2 separate regions of the Homo sapiens genome follow, and region 1 is linked to region 2. The links are chromatin contacts, found by Hi-C or POLR2A ChIA-PET in ENCODE. All regions are on one chromosome and are shown on one strand. Each heading gives the region's core, a stretch centred on a gene start or an enhancer-like site at or near the end of the contact. The rest is flanking DNA. Distances are from core to core; before and after follow the strand shown.

Region 1 (6,871 bases), core at 1,728-4,227, 320 kb before region 2:
GAGATTGCGCCACTGCAGTCCGCAGTCCGGCCTGGGCGACAGAGCGAGACTCCGTCTCAAAATAAATAAATAAATAAATAAATAACATGGATAAAATTTGTTGTTTGTTGTTGTTGTTGTTGTTGTTGTTGTTGTTGAGACGGAGTTTCGCTCTTGTTGCCCAGGCTGGAGTGCAATGGCGCGGTCTTTGCTCACTGCAACCTCTGCATCCCGGGTTCAAGCTATTCTCCTGCCTCAGCCTCCTGAGTAGCTGGGATTACACGATGCGCCACCAGGCCTGCCTAACTTTGTATTTTTGGTAGAGGCGGGGTTTCTCCATGTTGGTCAGGCTGGTCTCAAACTCCCGACCTCAGGTGATCCGCCCGCCTCGGCCTCCCAAAGTGCTGGGATTACAGGCATGAGCCACTGCGCCCAGCCAAATCTGCATTTTGATAAGTATGCATTTTACTATCTAAGGGAGCTAAAACATTTTTATTATTTTAGCACTGTAACTTTGCTTTTCTTCTTTGTTTTGTTTTTTTGAGACAGAGTCTCACTCTGTCGCCCAGGCTGGAGTGCAGTGGCGTGATCTCAGCTCACTGCAACCTCCACCTCCTGGGTTCAAGCAATTCTCCTGCCTCAGCCTCCTGAGTAGCCAGGATTACAGGTGCACGCCACCACACCCAGCTAATTTATGTAATTTTATAGAGTTGTGGTTTCACCATATTGGCCAAGCTGGTCTAGAACTCCTGGCCTCAAGTGATCCACCTGCCTCGGCCTCCCAAAGTGCGGGGAGACCAGAATTCCACCCAGAATGACCTCTCTGTTCCTAGGAGTGTGACAGCATTTGGGGGGGAAAATAGCGTAGAGTTGGAATTTTTAAAATTCAGTTTGACAAAATGACTTTTAGCTGGAGCATTAAGTCCCTTTACATTTAATGTAATAACTGATATTACATTTAAGTATAAATTTAAATCTACCGTCTTACTTTGTTTTCTATTTTTGTCCTTTCTATGTTCTCTTTTATGTCCTCTCTGGATTTATTACAGATTGTTTGTGGCTTTTAAAAAAAGTCATTGCTTGAATGATGAGAGCTTATATTTAAAAAGGCAGGGGGCTAAAATAAATAAATAATTTAAAAAATAAAAATAAAGTCATTGTTTTCCTTTGAATGTTTGAGAGTTACAATTCTAGGCTGGGCGAGGTGGCTCAAGCCTGTAATCCCAGCGCTTTGGGAGGCCAGCCCAGGTGGATCACCTGAAGTCAGCATCGTGAAACCCCATCTCTACTAAAAATACAAAAATTAGCCGGGCACAGCGGCATGTGCCTGTAATCCCAGCTACTCGGGAGGCTGAGGCAGGAGAATCACTCGAACCTGGGAGGCGGAGGTTTCAGTGAACCAAGATCTCACCATTTCACTCTAGCCTGGGCAACAAGAGCAAAACTCCATCTCAAAAAGAAAGAAATATATATGAGTAGATATTAAATGTGTACACATATATACATATATAAAGGCTAAAATAATGATCTAAGCCTCCATCTCAAGAAGTTAGAAAAAGAACAACAAAATAAATGTAAGAGCACAGAAAGAAGGAAATAATAGGGAGTAGATACAAAGAAAATGGAAAAGAAACACTCAATAAAGAAAATCAACAAAGTGAGTTTATTTAAAAAAAAATGAATGAAATTGAAAAACCGCTAGGGAAATTGATCAACATGAAAAGAAAGCACACATAGCTGTTACTGGAATTGGGTTGGGGGAGACATTACTATAGATTTAAAGACATTAAAACGATTAGAACAGGACACATGTCTAGGGTTGTGTGAGGTATTCACTTCCCAAGGGTAGAGAGCTTCTGCTCACCAAGCTGTGATCCCTGGCCTAGAGTTCCAGCCACATAGCGAGAAAGGGGTTTCTTTTTCTAATTCACAAAACACGATACAGGCTAGTGGACCCCCAAATAAAAGAATATTTAGAATAAAACCCTATCAAAAAAAAAAAACAATAGCTAGAACAGTATGAACAATGCTAGGGGCTGGGTGTAGGTGGCTCACGCCGGTAATCCCAACACTTTGGGAGGCTGAGGCAGCTGGATCACCTGAGGTCAGGAGTTTGAGACCAGCGTGGCCAACATGATGAAACCCCGTCTCTACTAAAAATACAAAAAATTAGTTGGGCATGGTGGCAGGCACGTGTAATCCCAGCTACTCGGGAGGCTAAGGCAGGAGAATCGCTTGAACCTGGGAGGCGGAGGTTGCAGTGAGCCGAGATCACGCCACTGCACTCCAGCCTGGGCAACAGAGTGACTCTGTCTCAAAAAAAAAAAACTACACTTGATCTTAGCCAAAAGGCCAAGACACGATAAAATAATAATAATAATAAATGATGCTAAGGAAAAGAGTGACTTGCTGAAGGACGTTGTCCCCATTATGTGTGCAAAGTTTAAAATTACATGAAACAAAATGATGTATTATTTATGGCCAAATAATAAAAGATAGAGCCATCATCAGCATGTCTGTGATGGCCTAAGACCATCTTTTAATAAAGATTGTAATTCAGGTCATTCCCCTCCCCTGCTCAAAATCCTCCCATGGCTCTCCAGTGCCCTCAGAGTAAAGTCCCCGCTCCCTTGTCCTCCGGGTCCAGCTGGTCCTCCTCTGGCTTCCACTCTCGCCTTTCCTCCCTCTTCACCTGCCACTCGCGCCTCTTTGCCCCAAGCTTGTTCTCACCTCAGAACCTTTGCAGTTGCCAGTGCCTTCTGTCTGGTGCACCCTTGCCTCCGCTGCCTCCTTGAAATTCATTGCTCAACTCAAGTGTCCCCTCCCCTCCAGCCACTCCAGCTTGTCGAAACATGCAGCTGTGATTTGTTCCACTTTTGCTGGCACACCCCTGGTCTGCCTAGAAGTTCCACAAGGACACCCCCGCCCCATCTGATTTGTCACTGCTGTGTCTCTAGGGTCCAGAGCAGTACTGCTCTGGGACTGGGATCTGGGGATGCAAGGCTCTGCCAGCCGTGACCACCAGGGGGCATCCACGGGTCAGAAACCACGGCTTGGAGACCCACCCGGCCAGGCCACAGAGAGAGGTGTGCGGGACAGGCCTGGGAAGAGGGAGACTCCAGCCCTCTCTGAACACAGCGACCCCAACACCACTGCTATCCTTCCTGAGGGTCCTCCCTGCAGCCTGATGGTGAAGATGAGGAAACTGAGGCTCAGAAAGGCCACAGGGGACGGGCGCGGTGGCTCATGCCTGTAATCCCAGCACTTTATCACTTGAGGTCAGGAGTTCAAGACCAGCCTGGCCAACATGGTGAAACCCTGTCTTTACTAAAAATGTCAAAAAAAAAAAAAAAAAAAAAGCTGGGCATGGTGGTGGGTGCCTGTAATCCCAGCTACTCAGGAAGCTGAGACAGGAGAATCGCTTGAACCCAGGAGGCAGAGGTTACAGTGAGCCGAGACCATGCCACTGCACTCCAGCCTGGGCAACAGAGTGAGACTCTATCTCAAAAAAAAAAAGCCACAGAAATGTCAAACACTCCTTCCCCCTCCTCACAGGACATTGACAGGGAAGCTACAGATGGAGGGTGGGTGGGGACGCTGGGGTCCCTGGCCTGGCTGGGAGGACCAAGTCAGGGCAGCCAGGCTCAGACTGACCCTGCTGTCCATGAGGAGCCTCAGCTCACACAGGCAGCCCAATCCCTGCCTGGGTTCAGCAGCTCCCATTGCACACATGGGGAAACTGAGGCTCAGAGACAGGCTGGAGCTGGACTCTGTACACCAGAACCCGGCAGGTCCTGCCACACCATTGCTGCCCAACGAATCCTCCCCAGCTGCCATCTGTGCTGGGGCTTGGGGACTCAGTGTGGACGACAGCAGGCGGGTGCCCCTCACCCACTTCCCACCAGTTCCCTATTCAATAGATGGAGAACTGAGTCTGAGCCCACCCAGCTTCATCCAGGGGCTACAAACTCAGACTACCCCCCACAAGAGGAAACGCCCAGTGGCCTGCCCCTGGAGTGGGTAGGGAAGCCCCGTGTTCAAAGCTGTGCCCCACAAACCTGGCTCCCCGTGCTGTGTGACCTTGAACAGGCTCCTTGCCCTCTCTGGGCCTGTTTCTCTGTCCACTGGGGGCCTCTTCATGCCATTTTGTTAGAAGAGTCTCTAAAAGAAGAAAAAGATCACTTGTCAACCAATTAAGAACTGCTCAGATGCTCTTTCTAAGCACTGAGGTTCTTTTACATGACACAAAGACCCTGATATGGCCAGTGCGCTGTTGTTTATTGAAATTGAGGTGAAATTCACATAACACATGGTTAACCATTTTATTTTATTTTATTTTTTATTTGAGACAGGGTCTCACTGTGTCACCCAGGCTGGAGTGCAGTGGTGCGATCACAGCTCACTGCAGCCTCGGCCTCCTGGGCTCAAGCGATCCTCCCACCTCTGAGTAGCTGGGACAACAGGCGCATGCCACCATGCCTGGCTAATTTTTGTAGTTTTGGGTAGAGACAGGGTGTCACTAGGTTGCCAGGGCTGGTCTTGAACTCTTGGGTTCAAGCGATCCTCCCGCCTCGGCCTCCCAAAGTGCTGGGCTTACAGGTGTGAGCCACCGTGCCCGGCTACAGTTAACCATTTGAAAGTGAACAATTCAGTGGCATTTAGGACATTTGCAATGTCGTGCAACCTCTGTCTGATTCCAGAACATTTCCATCACCCCAAAAGGAAACCCCGTCCCCATCAGCAATCACTCCTCATTCCTCTTCCCCAGCCCCAGGTAACACCAATCTACCTTATGTCTCTATGGATTTGCCTGTTCTAGGCATTTCATATCAATGGAATCTCACACTACGTGGCCTTTTGTGTCTGGCTTCTCTCACTCAGCATTGTGGGGATTTATTTGTTTGTTTGTTTGTTTTTTGAGACGGAGTCTCGCTCTGTCGCCCAGGCTGGAGAGCAGTGGCACGATCTCAGCTCACTGCAACCTCTGCCTCCCGGGTTCAAGCGATTCTCCTGCCTCAGCCTCCCAGGTAGCTGGGATTACAGGCTCCCGCCACCACACCCGACTAATTTTTCGTATATTTAGTAGAGAAGGGGTTTCACCACATTGGCCAGGCTGGTCTTGAACTCCTGACCTCAACTGATCCGCCCGCCTCAGCCTCCCAAACTGCTGGGATTACAGGTGTGAGCCACCATGCCCGGCCAACATCAGGTTTTTGAGGTTCACCCTTGTCACGGCATGGATCAGCGCTGCATTCCTTTTTACGGGTGCATAATATCCCACTGCATGGATAACTCACATTCTGTGTATCAGTTCATCTGCCAACAAAAATGAAGGCTGTTACCACCTTTCAGACATCATGAGCCATGTTATGAACTTTCACACACAAGTGTCTGTTTAAACACCTGCTTTCAATTATTCCCGGTATATACCCAGGAATAGACTCCCTGGATCATATGGTAATGTTAGGCTTAACTTTCTGAGGAATTTCACAATTTCACCGTGTGTGTGTGAGTATGTGTGTGTGTGTGTGTGTATGTGTGTGTGTGTGTGTGTGTGTGTGTGTGTGTTTTATAAGGCCCCTGGCCAAACTGGGAATATAGTGCCTAGAAATTTCTGGCAAGTTCTTTTCTCTGAGCGCTTTCCTCTGCATCAACCCGTCCCTCCCACCAGAGCCTGCTCGACCCTGGCTGACCATAGTCCCCTTCCAAAGCGACCCCAGCCCGCCCAGCCTCAGGGCAGTATCTGCACCTGTGTTATGTCCCCATCATCCATGCTTTGAATGCTACTGATATTTTGTATACTTAAAGTGCTACCCAGGCTGGGCGCGGTGGCTCACACCTGTAATCCCAGCTCTTTAGGAGCCGAGGCAGGCCGATCACCTGAGGTCAGGAGTTCAAGACCAGCTGGGCCAACATAGTGAAACCCTATCTCTATTAAAAATACAAAAAATTGGTCGGACATAGTGGCTCAAACCTGTAATCCCAGAACTTTGGGTGGCCAAGGCGCATGGATCACCTGAGATCAGGAGCTCGAGATCAGCTTGGCCAACATGGTGAAACCCCGTCTCTACTAAAAATACAAAAATTAGTCAGACGTGGTGGTGAGTGCCTGTAATCCCAGCTACTCAGGAGGCTGAGGCAGGAGAATTGCTCAAACCTGGGAGGCAGAGGTTGCAGTGAGCCAAGATCACGCCACTGCACTCCAGCTTGGGCGATAGAGGGAGACTCAGTCTTAAAAAAAAAAAATTAGCCAGGTGTGGGGGTGCGTGCCTGTAATCCCAGCTACTCAGGAGGCTGAGGCAAGAGAATCACTTGAACCTGGGAGGCAGAGGTTGCAGTGAGCCGAGATCAGACCACTGCACTCCAGCCTGGGTGACAGAGCGAGACTCCATCTCAAAAAAATAAAAATAATAAATAAAATAATAAATAAATATATAAATAATAAAGTGCTGCCCAAATTGTTTTGTTTTAGAGATTATAAAAACAGAAAAAGGGGGTGGGCACAGTGGCTCATGCCTGTAATCCCAGAACTTTGGGAGGCCGAGGCGGGCGGATCACGAGGTCAGGTGATCAAGACCATCCTGGCTAACAGTGCGAAACCTCGTCTCTACTAAAAATACAAAAAATTAGCTGGGCATGGTGGTGGGCGCCTGTAGTCCCAGCTACTCGGGAGGCTGAGGCAGGAGAATGGCGTGAACCCAGGAGGCGGAGCTTGCAGTGAGCCAAGATTGCGCCACTGCACTCCAGCCTGGGCGACAGAGCAAGACTCCGTCTAAAAAAAAAAAAAAGAAAAAGAGAGATGACCCATGACCCATCTCTCTTCTTGGAGCTCCTGTGGGCTCAGGCTGGAGAAAGTTAGTGGGTGTGTCCTTCTGATTAGAGGACCCCTCAC
Region 2 (6,978 bases), core at 2,340-4,839:
CCAGCCCCCATTCCCTCTTACTTCAGGCTCTTCCAGTATGGTTACTCCTGGCTGGCACACTCCACTGATGCCTTCTCCTCCCAGTGACCTCCTGCCTCCACAAGGAGTGCTTTCTCCAACCCACCTCCACCTTGGGAGGCTCCTGTGCTGTGCTCCCAGGGCCACTGCCTGGACTTCCCCAGCAGAGAGCTCTCCACTCACTCTTTTTTTTTTTTTTTGAGACGGAGTCTCGCTCTGTCACCAGGATGGAATGCAGTGGCATGATCTCGGCTCACTGCAACCTCTGCCTCCCAGGTTCAACCGATTCTTCTGCCTCAGCTTTCTGAGTAGCTGGGACTACAGGTGCCTACCACCACGCCCAACTAATTTTTGTATTTTTAGTAAAGATGGGGTTTTGCCATGTTGGCCAGGATGGTCTCGATCTCTTGACCTCGTGATCTGCCCACCTTGGCCTCCCAAAGTGCTGGGATTACAAGCGTGGGCCACCGTGCCCAGCCTCTCCACCCACTCTGTCTGTTACATCATCCGGTCCCGTTAGTGTACCTTAGAGCAGGTCCTTGTTCACTGCTTTATCCTGGTGCCTAGCACTCAGTAGGCACTCAATAGCTGCTAGCTGAATGAACGAGTAGCAAACATAGTGACAGAGAGCCTTCTAGAAGGTCTGGCATGCAGGGCTAAACAACTCCCAACTTCCAGGATCCACCAGGATCCATTCCCGCGTGTCCAGCTCTTCTGACTCTCGGCTCAATCCTGTCCTACAAAGAACACTCTTCACTTTGGGAGGCTGAGGAGGGCAGATCACTTGAAGTCAGGAGTTTGAGACCAGCCTGGCCAACATGGTAAAACCCTGTCTGTATTGAAAATACAAAAATTAGCCAGGAGTGATGGAACGCGCCTGCAATCCCGGCTACTCGGGAGGCTGAGGCAAGAATCGCTTGAACCCAGGAGGCGGAGCTTGCAGTAAGCTGAGATCGCACCACGGCACTCCAATCTGGGCAACAGAGGGAGACTCCGTCTCAGAAAAACAAACACTCTTAAGGAGAGATAGGAGAGGTGGAGATTTTAGGAGGGAGTGGTCATGCCACAAGGAGGGCAGACCGAGGGCTGTGGACCTGAATTCCAGCTTCCCGAATATCAGGCTGTGGCCCTCAGGCACATGATTCTCCCCTCTCAGTCCATCTCAGGAAAACCTGAGATCAGGAATGATGACTACTGGCCTTATCTGCCTTGCAGGGCAGGTTCCTAGAAGTTATGATGTCATTATAATTAGTCTGGCTGCCTAACCGGGCCAATTCCCAGTCTTTCCTCACTGTGTGAAGTTCCGGCTCCTTGCCCAAGCTGGGTACAATGTCCCGTACAACGGGGAAACCTGATACACACGATGATATCCGGTGATGCAGCTACACACCTCAGGGACAACTCTGACTTCTCAGGAGCCAAGTCACAGCCTGACATCACCCTGGGGGAGCAGGGCTACAGAGCACACACAGGTCTTGCTGAGACAAAGACAGGCAGGAATAAAAAAAAATCAGCCATAGGTGGCCCAATTTCTATAAGCCGATCCAGGGCACTACCTCTCTGAGTTACATAAAATACAACATGCCAGAAACCAACCACTTGGAAAAGAGGCACGGTGTCCAGCATCAGCATGAAATGGATTCCGGCTGAGACAACAAGCGCCCAACTTCCACTTAAGAATACGGGATAAAGCTGTCTCCGGCTAAAGCCATGGCTATTCTTGCCCCAAGCCAGGAAATACCCTGGCTTGGCATCTTGAACAGAATTTGGACTGTGCCCAAAGCATCCTCCTTATGCAGCCCTGAGTCCTGTGTGCCACTTTCGCTTCCGTTCCCAGACCATCACAACTTCTGGCTGTTTTAATTTCTAAGACTTTGCTGGATTTTGCCAAGATCGAACTCCTTGGATCGCGTCTGGCTTCTGATCCCAGAGGTCCCCTGACAGAAATCTCTTGTCAAGAAGTGAAAACCTAGCCAAGTGCAGTGGCTGACGCCTGTAATACCAGCACTTTGGGAGGCTGAGGCGGACGGATCACTTGAGGTCAGGAGTTTGAGACCAGCCTGGCAACATGGTGAAACCCTGTCTCTATTAAAAATACAAAAAAATTAGCCAGGTGTGGTAGTGCACGTCTGTAGTCCCAACTACTTGAGAGGCTGAGGCAGGAGAACTGCTTGAACCTGGGAGGCGGAGGTTGCAGTGAGCTGAGATTGTGTCACTGGACTTCAGGCTGGGCAAGAGTAAAACTCCGTCTCAAAAAAAAAAAAAAAAAAGTGAACACCTAACCGACAGCGTTCTGATCCATCCATCCCTAGTCCCACTGGAAAGGCCACACATGGGGTGTATGGCCAAGATGTGACCAACCCATCACCTACCAGCAAACCCAGGTAGGGAATCAAAACGGGGAGGAAAATTGGATCTGAAAGGGACAACAGTGTTCCTAAGACCACACAGCAGAGATCACAGAGGGACACATACTCCACACACCACTGCTCACAGGGTGATTCTAGAACTTGAGTAGTAAAAGGCCACTGGAGACCTCTACACTGACTTCCCTATTTGACGGGAAGCCAGGCAGCCTGCAGACCAGGATCCTGACCACGTCACCAGTTGGCAACAGGGAGGAACCCCCTGGAGCTCCCATCTGCCCAGAGTCCCTGCCCGGGGTTACCTTGGTGCTCTGCTTCTCCTTCATAATGATCCGGGACAGGAGGACCACCCAGATGGGCATGGTGGCCTTGACTGCAAAGAGAGGGATGGGCACTCAGGGGGCTGCCTGAATTTCAGGGCCCAACCTGTTCCACCTCCACGGCGGGATGGGAGGGCCTGGCAGCCCCTCACACCTCTTCGCCCCTTCTCTTTCGGTAGGGCTTCCTCCTGCCACGGCTGTTGTGGTCTGTCCTGCTTACCTCTCAGCTCTCTTCTCAGCTCCTCTTCTCCCTGAGAACCCCGTGCGTGTCCCTCCCCTACCAAACCCTTGGCAGCCCCTCTGCTGACTTCTCAGTCCGGCGGGACGCGCCCCGGGCGGCGCACTCCTATCCATGCGCCCAAACCCGAAGCGGCGGGCCCGGCCGCCGCCCCCGAGGCCGGGCGCGGAACCTACCGGTGTGTGCATAGGACACGGGCACCTTCCAGATGCTGACGTGCGCTGACACGGACGCGAAGTACTTGCCGAAGGCGAGCGGTAGCACGTAGCGCGGGTAGAAGCGCGGCGGCAGCAGCGGGCCGGACGACGGATGCGGACTGGGTCCGGGGCCCGAGACGGGCGGCGCGGGGGGCACGCGCCAGGCGCGCAGCAGCGGCGGGAGCCCAGCGCACAGAGCCAGGATGTGGCACAGCGACACGGTCACCGGGAACGGGAAGGCGCTCAGGATCACCTTGTTGACCACGTTGCCGCCCGCGCTCAGCGCGTACCACAGCAGGCACAGCGCCGCCACCCGCGCGCCCTCGCGCGCCCCACCACTGCTGCTCGCTGCGCCCGGGCCCCCCGCGCCGTGGCCCGCGCCCACCGCGGCCGCCGCCATCCTGCCCGAGCGGCCGCCCCTTCCAGCCCGTCCGACGGCCCGACGCCGGGCGGGGGCGGGGCTGGGCGGGGGGGCAGGCGCCCCGGTCTACGCCGTTTCCCATTGGTCGCTGCCTCCTCGCGTCATCCCTCCGCGCCGGCCGACGCGCCAGCCACCACGTCTCGAGTGCAGGCCCAGTCCACTGTAGATGCGCTTCCGGCGGAGCCGAGGCCGGAAGCGGAAGAAGGGGACACAGACCTGCGTCCAAGCTGTGCCACCTGAGACGTGGGCGGTCCCAGTGACCGGGAGCCGGAGCTCGAACGGGACGGGCGAACAGAAGCGCGGAGGGCTTCGCAGCGTCGGCGTCTGTGCGTGGGCCAAACATCAGGGCCTCGACCAGGGATACAAGGGCAACCGCTAACTAGATTCCTGATTCCTGATGGCTGGCGGCGGCTGACACCAAAGGTAAAAGGCCTTTTAGGGAAAGAAACCATTTGTGAAAAGCTCTTGGGCTAAACTCGCTCTGCAAACTGGGGGCGCACGCTCGTGGCCAAACTCTGGCAGTGGGACTATCCCGGAGCACCCGATCCCTGGAATCATGTTCTGGAAACCACCGCGACGTGCGCAGTTCTCGGGCGTGGCCCTGGTATCATCCCACTGAATCCTAGGAACGCGGTGCGGTAGGTATCACTGTCCGCATTTCACAGACCGAAGTCCAGAATGGGGAAGCGACTTGTCTTAGGCTTCCTGGCCACACTGGGGACCGTGGTCATGGTAGCGTCCTTGGACACCTGTCTCCAAGGCTCTGCAGAAGGGGGAGGTGCCGGGCCCTGACGGCTGATGTCCAAGGACCAGCCGGGATGGACCAGCCCCAGGAGGCCCCAGTGGAGGAAAACAGGACGAGGTTTTCAGTAAGATGATCTTATACTAATTCAAGGGCTATAATTTGTTCTCCACATCGTGTGCCTCCAACTTTTTCGGGGAAAGGGTGTTAAAATTCCGTTACAGTGTTTTTACTTGTCAAATTAGAAGCAGCAACCGGCTGGGTGCAGTGAGTCAAGCTTGGAATCCCAGCACTTTGGGAGGCCAAGGTGGGCGGATTGCTTGAGCTCAGGAGTTGGAGATCGTGGCATCGATAACATGGCAGAACCTCATCTTTGCAAAAAATACAAAAATTAGCCAGGCGTGGTGGCGCACGCCTGTGGTACCCACTACTAGGGAGACTGAGGTGGGTGGATCGGCTTGAGCCCAGGTCAAGGTTCCAGTGAGCTATGATGGCGCCACTGCACTGCAGCCTGGGTGACAGAGCGAGACCCAGTCTCAAAGAAAAGTAGAAAGCAGCAACCCAACTTGGCTCCCCAAATGTTGGAAGGTATCTTAGCTTATCCTTGCATTCTCAAAGGCCCTAGGCCCTTCTGGATACATGGACACAGGCATGGTAGTCCCTGCAGGCAGGGGTAGTGGGGAGCTGCAACCTATCCCAAAACTCTAGAGATGCTGATAGGAGGCCAAGCTCTGCACCCTAATATCCTCCAGCTGTACCCTCTGTGGATCAGAGTAAAGTCACATCCTTGGGACACCATGTCTCAGCAGAGCTGTTAAACATAGGCACAGTGAAATTAGGAAAGTATAACTATAGGCACCCTACAGCACAGCTGAGTGTCAGATACTTCCACTGACACACTGACATGCTTTGTGTTTTAGTTCTCACAACTCTGGGGTATTCTCACCCCCCAAATGGGGACATGTGCACAGGAGTGAAGAGATGAGCTCAGAGCCACACAGCTGGTGGGTGGTAGGCCTGGGTTCAACCTCATCCTGCCTTCAAAGCCACTTTGCCCATGGCCTTTTGTTGGGGAGGGGAGTGTGTTCTGCACCAAGCTTTTGCCAGGAATCCCTGCTAGCTCTCAAACTGGCTCTGGACTGACTGTAGTCTTACAGGCTGGAAGGAACCTTTGGTTTGCCCTGTGAGACTGCATGTCTTAAGGTGTAGCTGTTTCTTCATTTGTGAAATTAAGCAGATATGGGTAAGATGACCTATTCCAAAGTGAAAAACTGGAAAACCAAAGTCTTAGCCTACAGTTTCAGGGACGAGGGGGAACTAAAAGATGAGCACTTTATAGTCAAGGGAGAAAAATTTTTTTGGAGTCAGCACCAACCAGCTAATAAGGCAGCTGGGGGCCAGGGCCATGGGGTGGCCTTTCAGACACACACACACAGCTCTGAGCCTCTGGGCCATACCTTGTAAGAACTAGGTATTTTGTTGAGGTGGGGGTAGTCACTGAGACCTGTGCTATGGGAGCCTCCTACAGAGGGCTGCTCTCTAGGCCAGGTAAAGTCTGGGTGAGACAAGAAAACATTCCTTAATGTGGCCCTGAATGAATAAAATGTGGAGGTCCTCCCAAATGCAGCAGCAGGCTAACAGGTGGACTGCAAGGCTGTGCCCTGCCCTGTCTCCCTGCATTGCAGCTGTTGGGGTCTGGGTGTTCCTGGCTAATAATCCACAATCCAGGAAAGGGCTGATTTGGTTGTGAAGGTCCAAATGAGAAAAGATTCTCAGACTGGTTTGTGCAAATGGTTTTTTTTTTTTTTTTATTTCCACATTTATATCACAAGGTGTCCACTTACTGGACCAAATAGCAAAGTTGCTCCCTTCTGCGTCCTGAGAACACAGAAGTCTAGGTACTGTACATTCACTAAGGCTCCTTGTTTTTGCAAATCGCGTTTATGACAAATAACCATAAGGCAAACGAATCTAAAGGAATGGTTATGAGTGTTTCCAGCGTACAGACAGGTCTTCCCCCTCGCCCCACAGTACAGCATAAAACCAGTAGCACCCACAATAACTTTTGTGTTGTTTTGGGGGGACTCTAGAAAGGTGAAGTTTTCTAGATGTGTACAGGAAGGGAAAAAAGAAAAGGGAGGAAGAAAGGAAAGGTTTTTTTGTCTGGTGGTCTGATGGAAGAGGAATTGTTTAAAATAAACATGAGAAAACTTAAATTTTTGCAGCATTTCTTTAAAAACTGGGTTATAACTGAAACCAGATATAAACAGGTGGCTGCCCATGGAGTGTGGGTCACACTGGCTGGCCAGCTGGCCCGCCTGCCCAATGCCAGTGGCTCACCACAGCTGAGAAGCTTCTGGCACATGACAGACAACACTGGCCTGACAGTGGCTGGGTAGGGAGCAAACAGAGGCAGTGGCATGGCCCACTGTCTCAAGACACTCAGGGCCAAATTAAAGAACAGAAAATGCAAGAGAGATGAGATGCGTGCTTCTGTTGCTGTGTTAAAGGTGACCTCTCCCACAGGTTTTCTGTGCCTGCCTGCAACTGAGGCCCCAGCTTTCAGGTGCTGGAAAGTGTCCGCACCTCTTTGGGGGTGAGGGACTAACGCTTTTTATAGCTGGTTTGCTATAGAGTTCTGAACTCACTTTGCCGTCCTTCCTTCCACGCGGTCCT

What was found. A loop is a pair of places that touch in the nucleus more often than their neighbours do. ChIA-PET counts read pairs that join two places held with the same protein, here RNA polymerase II (POLR2A). Pooled maps may share reads with other maps.
Region 1: a pooled map shows a loop between it and region 2 (2.8-fold over the local background). The contact joins the enhancer-like site here to the promoter of SLC35E1 in region 2. A Hi-C loop is called at or near these places in 1 of 37 single-sample maps with no recorded cell type and 4 of 50 pooled maps. POLR2A ChIA-PET finds 5 or more read pairs at or near these places in 4 of 52 experiments (CD4-positive, alpha-beta memory T cell, IMR-90, activated B cell and 1 more).

What each region holds. Positions count from the first base shown.
Region 1 is chr19:16,244,779-16,251,649 of GRCh38, forward strand. AP1M1 (adaptor related protein complex 1 subunit mu 1) reads left to right here. Exons shown (of 12, transcript NM_032493.4): 12 at 1-1,128. Among named protein-coding and RNA genes, the nearest start is that of AP1M1, 50 kb to the left of the region's middle. Within about 2 kb of position 2,978, at least 2 of the 41 ENCODE cell types and tissues checked have a DNase peak (open chromatin) inside an H3K27ac peak, as active enhancers do.
Region 2 is chr19:16,568,826-16,575,803 of GRCh38, forward strand. SLC35E1 (solute carrier family 35 member E1) reads right to left here and starts at 3,590. Exons shown (of 6, transcript NM_024881.5): 1 at 3,119-3,590; 2 at 2,687-2,757. The coding sequence starts at 3,539. It overlaps LOC105372295 (a long non-coding RNA gene), which reads left to right and starts at 3,725. Exons shown (of 3, transcript XR_936360.3): 1 at 3,725-3,983. It overlaps MED26 (mediator complex subunit 26), which reads right to left. Exons shown (of 3, transcript NM_004831.5): 3 at 6,094-6,978. RefSeq lists enhancers at 715-1,215, 3,625-4,499, 3,807-3,896 and silencers at 2,957-3,086, 3,247-3,356, 3,487-3,706.